Linked DNA regions of Mus musculus: region 2 is linked to region 1. Evidence: chromatin loops called from intact Hi-C (ENCODE). Cell type or tissue: gastrocnemius. All regions are shown on one strand. Each heading gives the region's core, and the rest is flanking DNA. Links, peaks and the distances in the headings are about the cores only. Region 1 has its middle 6.4 kb from the start of Pom121. Region 2 overlaps Hip1 (huntingtin interacting protein 1).

Region 1 (5,375 bases), core at 112-5,111:
GGTTCAGTTCTAAGAACCCACGCGGCAGCTCATGACCATCTATAACTACAGTTCCACCAGCTTTGACACCCTCTTCTCCAGTCAGGGTTACTGTGACACATATGGTATATATACATGCTTTCAGGAAAAGCACCCACACATTATAATAAGCTGTGGAGGGTTTCGTTTTAAGAGGATACTCATGCTGAGCTTGGTGGCCGGCACCTTTAATCCCAGTACTCAGGAGACAGAGGCAGGTGGATCTCTCTGAGTTCAAGGCCAGCCTGGCCTACAGAACAAGTTCCAGGACAACCAGGGATACACAGAGAAACCCTGTCTCGACAAAAAGACACTCATGCTGGACATGATAGCATACACCTTTATTCCCAGCACTCAGCAGGCACAGGCAGATAGATCCTTCTTTGTGAGTTCTTGATTAACCTTGCCTACATAGCAAGTTTTAGGCCAGCTTGGCCTATCATAGTAAGAACTTACCTCAAAAAATAATAATTCAGGGCTGGAGAGATGGTTCAGTGGTTAAGCGCACCGACTGCTCTTCTGAAGGTCCTGAGTTCAAATCTCAGCTACCACATGGTGGCTCACAACCATCTGTAATGAGATCTGACGCCCTCTTTTGGTGCATCTGAAGACAGCCACAGTGTACTTAGATATAATTATAAATAAATCTTAAAAAATAGTAATAATTCAAAGTAATGCACTAAGAGTTGAAGAGTGGGCTGAGTGGTTGCTTTTGCAGTAGATTGGGTTCCTAGCACCCATATGGCAGCTCACAAAGGGTTACCTGTAACTTCAAGGCTCAGGAGAATCTGAAGCCCTCGTCTGAGATTTTTAAGGGCACCAGGCATGTCTGTGGTGCACATATATACATTTGTATGGATGCAAGAAAAAAAAAAAACCCTGCTTACATGTAAAGTAATAAAATAAACTTTAAAAGTGCACCATACTGAAAGAAAAAAATAAATAAGTAAAAACTACAGAAGAAGAGGAGGAGAGAGAGGCTGGAGGATGGTTCAGGAGTTAGAAGCACTGACTTTGCTCTTCCAGAGGTCTTGAGTTCAATTCCCAGCAACCCCATGGTGGCTCACAAGCATCTGTAATGGGATCCGATGACCACTTCTGGTGTCTGAAGACAAATGGCAGTGTACTCAGTTACATAAATCTTAAAAACAAACAAAAAGGGCTGGAGAGATGGCTCAGAGGTTAGGAGCACTGACTGCTCTTCCAGAGGTCCTGAGTTCAGTTCCCAGCAACCACATGGTGGCTCACAACCATCTGTAATGGGATCTGATGCCATCTTCTGGCCTGCAGGTGTATGTGCAGGTAGAATGCTGTATACATAATAAATAAATCTTAAAAAAAAAAAAAAAAAAAAAAACCAGGGGGCTGGTGAGATGGCTCAGTGGGTAAGAGCACCAGACTGCTCTTCCGAAGGTCCTGAGTTCAAATCCCAGCAACCACATGGTGGCTCACAACCATCCGTAACGTGATCTGACTCCCTCTTCTGGAGTGTCTAAGGACAGCTACAGTGTACTTACATATAATAAATAAATAGTTAAAAAAACCAAAAAAAAAAACCAAAAAACTGGGCTGGTGAGATGGCTCAACGGGTAAAAGCACCTAAAAAAAGGTCATGAGTTCAAATCCCAGCAAACCACATGGTGGCTCACAACCACCCATAACAAGATCTGACGCCTTCTCCTTGTGTGTCTGAAGACAGCCACAGTGTATTTACATATAATAAATAAACTAATCTTAAAAAAAAAAAAAAACTATTTTAGCCAGGCATGGTGGCACACGTCTTTAATCCCAGCATTCAGGAGGCAGAGGCAGGCAAGATTTCTGAGTTCGAGGCCAGCCTGGTCTACAAAGTGAGTTCCAGGACAGCCAGGGCTATACAGAGAAACCCTGTCTTGAACCCCACCCCCCAAAAAAAACTATTTAAAAAAAAAGGAGGAGGAAGAGGAGGAGGAGGAGGGAACAGAAGAAAAGACAAATTGTCATCTGTCACTGGCATTGTAAAGTACTGGGAATAAAAATAGCTTTATGAAGTTTTCATGATTTTGCAGGAATAAATAAACACTAAAAGACAAAGCAGGAGGCTGTGGAGATGTCTTGGTGTTCATGGGCCTTTGCTGCTCTTCCAGAGGACCTGGGTTCAATTCCCAGCACCTGAGTAGTGTCTCACAACTGTCCAGTTCCAGGAGTTCCAATGCCCTCTTCTGACCTCTTCATGACCAGGCATGTATGTGGTGGTGGATATACATACATGCAAGGAAAACACTAAAAATAAATCTAAAATAAAAGGCTCCTAAAGCCAGGCAGTGGTGGTGCACGCCTTTAATCTCAGCACTTGGGAGGCAGAGGCAGACAGATTTCTGAGTTCAAGGCCAGCCTGGTCTACAGAGTGAGTTCCAGGACAGCCAGGGCTACACAGAGAAACCCTGTCTCGAAAAACCAAAAAAAAAAAAAAAAAAAAAAAAAAAAAGGCCCTCCTTGGTTTCTGCGGAGGAGGAGAGAACGATGCTGATTGGCGGCATGTGTTTGTAATACAGCAGCCAGGAGTTGGAGGCAGGAAAAATTCCAACCTAGTTTAGGAGGGATAGCAAGGAAGAATATCTTTGTCCTCCCAGGAAGAGGTTTCTCACAGTCCTGCAGTTTGTCAGATGATGTTGCAGGGGAGACTGAAGATAATGCTGGGAAGGACCATATTTTAACCCCGGCCGCTTTGTTATCTCTTGCATATTAAAGTCTAAGCTTAGGCATGTGAGGCACACCTTTGATCCCAGCATTTGGGAGGCAGATGCAAGCAGATCTCTGAGTTCAAGTTAGCCTGGTCTACAGATCGAGTTCCAGGACAGCCAGGGCTATGCAGAAGAAAAACTCTGTCTCCAAAAACCACACATTCGAGTGTGTGCCTATACACACACAGTGAACAAATTTATTTACTTTTAAGTGTATGCTGGAAAGTGGGAGAGATAAAAGGGTCTAGTGATCTTAGTCCATAATAACCAGGAATAACGAGCTATGTGTAATTAATGGGATCTGGTTGATCCCTGCCTGAGTTCTGCTTTTGCAAGTGGCCTGAAGAAATCCTTATTGCTTGACAGGACACTCAGGTTCTCAGAAGGGAACCATTCCTGATCCAGGAGCCACCTCTGTAGTGAACCAGTGCCCCCTGGTGGTGAGGGATGGCTCTGTCCTTAGACGCTCAGCTGTTCTGAAGTCCAAGGTGGTTCCAAGTTTAGAGTAACTGGTGACTTTAGGAATCTTTCAGGTGTCTGAGACACTAAAAAGCTGACATGCCTCAGTTCATTTCAGAGGGGAGTGGTACAAACATTAGCTTGAGTGATTGATGGTCTACATACAGAGGTAAGGAGGCAACTCCAGTGGAGAAAGACACAAAATGGAGGCAGGGGTGTCCTGCTATTCAGCCTGCTTGTTTGTTTGCTTGCTTGCTTGTTATTTGTTTGTTTTGTTTTGTGGTTTTTTGTTTTGCTTCCCAAAACAGGTTTCTCTGTGTAGTTCTGGCTGTCCTGGGGCTAACTCACTCTGTAGACCAGGCTATCCTCTAACAGAGAGATCCTCCAGCCTCTGCCTCCCAAAGCCTGGGGTTCAAGTGAGTTACCAGTTCCAGCTGCCTGCTTCTACTTTAAAAAAAGTAAGAAAGAAAACGTTGTGATTGTGTGTGTGTGTGTGTGTGAGAGAGAGAGAGAGAGAGAGAGAGGTCCTTTGGTGCCAAAGTACACATGTGGAAGTCAGAAGCCAACTTTCCGGGGTTGGTTGCTGCCGTCTTCCATGTGGTATTAAATCCAGGTCACAGGTCATTGAGTACTTACTTCAGTTGTGGGTGCCAAGAGAGGAGTCAGTGGCTTTGTAGCAAAAGCAGTTTCCGAGGCCCTATCAAAACATTCCATTGGTTTCTTTATCTGGGAATGTCTTAGTTTCTTCCTCACTTTCCGTTTTACAAACAGGGTCCTTCTGTTTCTGTATCAAAGGCTAGCCTCAACTCAACTATGTCGTCAAGGATGGCCTTGAACTTCTGACCCCACTGCCTCCATCTCCCAAGCGTCGGGAGTGTGGGGAGTGTGAATCGCCAGACTGGCCAGTGGATAGAAATTTCATTCTCAACCTTCAGGCAAGAGGAATCTGACTCACCTACCTTGGTGTCAGCCCACAGCCCACCAAGTTTACCTTTTACATAAGCCAGAGGTGTCATCACAATTGAAGGGTATCCCAACTGCTACCACTGAGTGAAGGAGGGTTGGTCCTGTGTCAGAGGTGCTTTTGCATACACATGAACTCGCTCACACGAGCACAGGCTCATGCACATGAAAGGAGAGGGGAGGAAGGAAGTGAGCAGACCCAAGCAGGACGGGCCGTAAGCTTTGTGCTAGCACAGGATGACGGACTTAGCCAAGGAGCTATGTAGCAATAAAGATTCGCTCCAAGGCAAAGTGCTGTGAGGGAAGAGAGGAAGGCAAGGATGCTCTGTATCCGTAGTCATGCCCTCTGTGTAGGAACCGCAAGTGCCTCAGAGCAGGGAGGCTGGAGGACACACGACAGCCAATCAGTGCACCCTTGAAACCTCTGTATATGACAGAAAGTTACAAGTGTGTTTGTTGACCGGTCCCCAGAAGGTAAAGCCAAATTTGAGGTGGGATATGGTAACCCTTACACCTGTGACCCTCAGCACTCAGGAGATAAAAACAGGTCAGGAATTCATTGTAACATCAGTTACATAGTGAAGCAACCTGAGTTACACAAGACCCCCATCTCAAAACAAACAAACAAACAACAACTCCTGAAAACTGCACTAGAGACATGGCTCAGCATTTAAGAGCACTCGTTCTTATATAGGATCCACGTGTTTTCCCCAGCAGCATCATGGCAGGCATGACAACCATCCATAAGTCCAGTCCTAGGATGTTCCACTCTCTCTTCTGACCTCCACTGGCACCAAGCGTACATATGGTATACACACACACAGAGGCAAAACACCCACACACATAAAACCAACATTTCTTTAAAAACTTGAGAAAATTTCAGGACCAAGTCTACACATTCTTCTCCAGATAGCGCAGGGAAGTCTGGAGAGAAGCGTGGTGCCATGCCTGCTCTCTTTAGTTCCTCCAAGAAGCTCTGGATGCAGGGAGGCTGAACAAGGCACAGCAACCACGCAAGGCATGTGTGGAGAGGCAGCAAGGCCATAGTACCAGGGCATCACAGCCCTGCAACCCTTTTTAAAAATGTATGCGGGGCATAGTTACCCACACTTTTATGTCCAGCACTTGGGAGGCAGGGGCAGATAGAACTCTCTAAGTTCAAGGCCAGCCTAATCTACACAGTGAATTCCAGGATAGAGCTACCTAATAAGA
Region 2 (5,375 bases), core at 134-5,133, 94 kb before region 1:
TGTCCAGAACTACTGACTACTGTTTGTTTTTTCAGGAACACAGAGGGTGACATGCCTGGGAAGAGCCATAGGCATTCTAATTGCTAAATTTGTCATTCTGAGTACGAATCCCAGAAGTCCAGGGCACCAGCTGCCCCAAGAGCGGCTTAGCTCCACCCTCTTCCTGCTGTATTGACCAATCGCCTACTTGCTGAGACTTAGACTCTTGAGTCTTGGGCCAGCAAAATGGCTGGGCTGGTAAAGGTGTCAGACACCAAGACTGACAACCTGAGTTCAGCCCCTGGGACACACGCTGTTGAAGGAGAAAATTATCTTCTTCAGGTCAGCCTTTGACCCCACATTGTCTCTCCCCTTCTCCCTTTCTCTCTCTGATATACACTGCATACACACACACACACACACACACACACACACACACACAAAACAACACAAATGAATAAAACCTGCCAGCTGTGGTGGTGCACGCCTCTAATTCCCCAGCACATGGGAGGCAGAGGCAAGCTTATCTCTGACTTTGAAGCCAGCCTGGACTACATGTTGAGTTCCAGGTCAGCCAGGGCTACGTAGTGAGACCCTGTCTCTAAATAAATAAATACATAAATACATAAATAACATATAATAAATAGAAGTGCTGAGGTGTTTGCAGAGATATTTAACTAGGGAGGGAAGACCCACCCTGAATGTAGGCACTGATATTTCATGGGCTGGGGTCTCCGACGATAAAAAAGGAAAAAAACACAGGGCCAGGTGCTTTTGGGGAATGCCTTTAATCCCAGCACTCAGACTGGTAGATCTCTATGAGTCTACAGAGCTTAGATCCAGGACAGCTAGGGCTACACAGAGAAACCCTATCTCAAAAAACAAACAAACAAATAAGAATGAAAAAAGAAAGAAACAAAAAGTAAAAGAGAAAGAAAGGGGTTGGGGATGTAAGTCAGTGGAGTACTTGCCTGGTATACACAAGGCTGAGTTCCGTCCTTGGCACTACACAAACTGGGCACAGTTGGAGGAGCCTGTAATGCCAGCAGCACGCAGGAGGTGGAGGTAAAGGGATCAGGTACATAGCCTAAGGGACATGAAATGCTGTTTCAAAAAAAAAAAAAAAGTCATACTCAGTGATTTTCCTCCAGCTGGGCCCCACCCTACCTTTGACCACCTTCTATAATGGCATATTGTGAATACATTAAATAATTAATCCTCTGATTAGGTCAAAGCCCTCCAGATCTGTCTCTGGAGGCACCTGATAGACACACCGGAGAGATGCTTAGCCAATCCATAGGGTTCTTTTTCTTATTCTTTCTCTCTCTCTTTCTTTCCTTTCCTTTTTTTTTAAGATTTATTTATTCATTATATGTAAGTACACTGTAGCTGTCTTCAGACACACCAGGGAGTCAGATCTCGTTACGGATGGTTGTGAGCCACCATGTGGTTGCTGGGATTTGAACTCTGGACCTTTGGAAGAGCAGTCGGGTGCTCTTACCCACTGAGCCATCTCACCAGCCCCTCTTTCCTTTCCTTTCCTTTTCCTTTTTCTTCTTTTTTGCTTTTCTTTCTATTTTTTTTAGACAGGGTTTCTCTGTGTAGCTCTGGCTGTCTTAGAACCCACTTTGTAGACTAGGCTGGCCTCAAACTTACAGAGATCTGTATGCCATCAGGTTCAGCTCTTTTATGTTGCTGAGCAGTGGTGGTGCACGCCTTTAATCCCAGCACTTGGGAGGCAGAGGCAGGTGGATTTCTGAGTTCCAGACTAGCCCGGTCTACAGCTAGGACAGCCAGGGCTACACAGAGAAACTCCGTCTCGGAAGAAAAAAAAAAAAGACATGTTATAGCCGGGTGTGGTGGCAGGCACCTGTAGTTCCAGCACCCAGGAAGGAGAGACGGGCTTATCTCTGAGTTTGAAGGGGGACAGCCCAGGGCGACACAGAGAAATCTTGTTTCAACAAACAACAAAGACTTATTGTATGATTTTATTTGTGTGTGTCTGTGCTGTGCATGTGTGTGCAGAGTGCGCAGGTGTTCACAGAGGCCAGAAGGAGGCGCAAATTCCCCGGAGCTGGAGTTAGTGGTATTTGTGAGCCATCTGTTGTAGATGCTACACACTCCAAACCCTGGCCCTCTGACACAGCAGCGGTGAATGCCCTTAACCGCTGAGCTGTCTCTCTGCTCTTCTGTTACCCCTTCCTTCATATCACCTTCTCTTCCATCTTTCCTAATGTTTCTATTTATTTAATTATTCTTGTGTGTGCACATATCTGCCGTGGCACACACATGAAGGTCAGAGGACAACGATGTGGAGTCTGTTCTCTCCATTTTGCCTTCACATGGGCTCCAGGGTTCGAACTCAGCTTGCCAAAGCCTCTCCAGGCACGAGCCTTTATCTGATGGGCCATCTCTCCAACCCACGTTGGATGTTTTGAAATGTGTCTCCTGTAGTCCAGGCTAGACTTCAACTCGCTAAGGTAGCCAAAGATGAGCTTGAATGTCTAATCCCCCTGCCTCTGCCTCCTGAGGGCTGTGTTCTGCCATGGTGGGTTGATGTGACACTGGAATGGAGCTCAGAGCTTCATGCGTGCTAGGTAAGGATGCTACCCACTGAGCCACAACCTAGTCCCATCTCTTCACTGCAGATATTAAAGCATAGTATACAAAGTTGAAGAAACTTAAGGTGGGTGTGGCAGTGCACACCTGGGTCCCCAGCACCCTTGAGGCAGGTCAGGAGCTAGAGAGATGGTGGCTCTGTGGTTAAGAGTACTGCCTGCTCTTCCAGAGGACCTGGGTTTGATTCTCAACACCCACACGGAGGAGGCTCACAACCACAAATAAACAGTTGAAAAAAATACAAAAAACAAAACAAAACAAATCCAGGGACCTCTGGCCTATCCCTGCTTATCCCCAGGTTCCATGGTCACTGCTCCTTATATCAGCATGTATCTCCGTAGTCATAACAATGCCTTCTGCCCCAGCCTCCCGGATGCGCGTAGGATTGAACGAGACAATAGACCAAAAGGTATTTTGTAAACACTGCAGCCCTGTAGAGAGAGACTTTATTTTTAAAAACAATAGCGTAACAACTAAGGCTACAAGCCCTTTGACAAGCATTGTTTGATTACTAAGCTTATCACTGGGAATTACTGAAATTGATCACCTTTACAACGCAATGCTCTGTATCAACGCCCTACCCTGGCCTGGCCCCCAAGGCCTGTGGTGTGGAATGTGTAGGGCCAGGCTGCACAAATCTGGTCACCAGTAGGTGTCAGCCTCCACCAGGACACATCCACTGGTCTATATACTTGTCAAAGAATGGCAGCTTTCTCCCTTTTCCATAAAACTTTCTTTTATGTGTGGTACTGAGGCTTTCACACCTGCTAGGAAAGCACTGTCACTGAGCCACGCCCCCAGCCCCTCACTGGAGGATTCTAGGCAGGTGCTCCACCACTGAGCCACGCCCCCAGGCCCTCCCTGGGGGATTCTAGGCAGGGGCTCTACCGCTGAGCCACGCCCCCAGCCCCTTACTGGAGGATTCTAGGCAGGGCTCTACTGCTGAGTCATGCCCCCAGCCCTCTTTATATTTTGTTTGTTTGTTTAGGTTTTTTTGGTTTTTACTTTGAGGTAAGGGTCTCACTTAAATTGCCAAAGATGAGAAGTATGGTAAAGTGGGAGGGGTGAGAGACTGGGAGAAGGTAGACTACAAAGGTGGGAGGGGAGGCCAAAGCATTAAAGGTCTTGATTAAAAAAAAAAAAAGGGGATCTGTTTTTTATTTGAGGTTGGCCGATGAGAAATTATAATTAAATTACTGTAAGAATGATGAGAGAGAGGGGGCTGGAGAGATGGCTCAGCGGTTAAGAGCACTGACTGCTCTTCCGAAGGTCCTGAGTTCAAATCCCAGCAACCACATGGTGGCTCACAACCATCCGTAATGAGATCTGACACTCTCTTCTGGTGTGCCTGAAGACAGCTACAGTGTACTTAATTATAATAATAAATAAATCTTTAAAAAAAAAAAAAAAAGAATGATGAGAGAGGAAGAGACTACAGGCAAATATGTAGATCAGTTGAGAGGGTGTGTTTGTTTTACAATTTTTACTCCATTTATTTATTTACTTATTTATGTGCTTATTCATTTATTGGTGGGGCCCACACATGTCCCACATATGCCACTGTCCTTGTGTGGAGGTCAGAGGGCAGCTTCCAGTAATCAGTTGACTCCTTTTATCATGTGGGTCCCAGGGATCGAACTTAGTTCTTTAGGTAAGTGCCTTTAGGTGCTCAGCAGCCCCCAGAGGCTGTTTTCTGAGACACTTCTGCACAGGCCTCGCCCCTGTAAATGGAGCAAGGTACATTCTTGCCCCTGGCTAGCTGGTCCTCTTTTGTCACAGCTTCAGGGTGAGGTAACTGGAAAGCAGCCCAGCCCAAGGGCAGTTTAGGCAAGCTTCAGTGCTTGCTGGCCTTTGAGCATGTGCATTTCCAGTAATCGCTACAACAAAGCTGACCACAGGCTCAGTAGTTAAAACATCAGAATTCTGGGGCCAATGACAGGGCTCAATGGGTAAGGGTGCTTGCCACCAAACCCAGTGACCTAAGTTCAGATCTCCTGGATCCCACATGGTGGAAAGAATGGATTTTTGCAAACACACACACACACACACACACACACACACACACACACACACACACACGCACACACGCACAGCCTCTCTCTTTCGTAAATGTAATAAAAATAGAAGCAGTACCTTGCCCCCTCATCTTCTTATGGCTCTGGAGCCCAGAACCTGGAAATTTATGTTACTAGGTCACAATCAAAAGTTTTGAATGGAAAAAAATAGAAAGGAAAGGACATGACTTCTGGGTGTGGTGGCGGAGAAAGTTTATTGTAGATACAAGGGAGAGCATAGCCAGAGGCAGGGACACCTTACAGAAATCAGTTGGGAGAGTCCAGTTGGTCATGCCCCTTAGCCATGTGAGGAGGGGAGGGGAGGGGAGGGGAAGATAGGGACAGGAGGGGAGGGGAGCCAGGTTCAGTAACTAGGAGGCTCAAAGAGAGAAGTCCAAGAGGGCAGGTAACCAAATGGTTGGATTCTAAAGGGAAGGGCATCTGGAGCAAGGGCAGCACAGCCCCTGGCTGGAGGGTTCAGGTCGGGTGGTGGTGCCATCCAGGGGTTAGGACTTAGGGGTGCAGGGAGAACCTGGTGGCCAGTGTGCCCTTTGATATCTTAAGTAGGCACCTCAGCCATTTGTCCCAGGTTTAAACTTTGTGTTGGTAGTAGGTTAAGTGTTTGTTCCTCAAGCATGAAGACTTAAGTTCAAATCTCCAGTGCCTTTTTAGCTAGGTATTGATGCAGACTCTTATCTTTCCAGCGATCTGCAGGCTTTGGCA

The links. Hi-C counts contacts between places; a loop is a spot of excess contacts. Peaks named below come from ENCODE experiments on the same cell type or tissue, not always from the same donor. Only the 100,000 strongest peaks of a DNase experiment are listed, where the experiment ranks them.
Region 2: a loop joins it to region 1, with 6 times the contacts of the local background. A loop is called at or near these places in 25 of 42 quality-filtered maps.

The regions. Positions count from the first base shown.
Region 1 is chr5:135,398,249-135,403,623 of GRCm38, reverse strand. It overlaps a transcript of Pom121 not described here. Among named protein-coding and RNA genes, the nearest start is that of Pom121, 6.4 kb to the right of the region's middle. In gastrocnemius, for the core only: a CTCF peak has its summit at 3,175 (motif pointing left); a DNase peak (open chromatin) is centred at 3,174.
Region 2 is chr5:135,492,326-135,497,700 of GRCm38, reverse strand. The region is part of intron 1 of Hip1 (huntingtin interacting protein 1); the gene reads left to right. Among named protein-coding and RNA genes, the nearest start is that of Gm52790, 41 kb to the left of the region's middle. In gastrocnemius, for the core only: a CTCF peak has its summit at 3,248 (motif pointing right); DNase peaks (open chromatin) are centred at 1,010, 3,280 and 4,402; H3K27ac peaks cover 1,481 bases.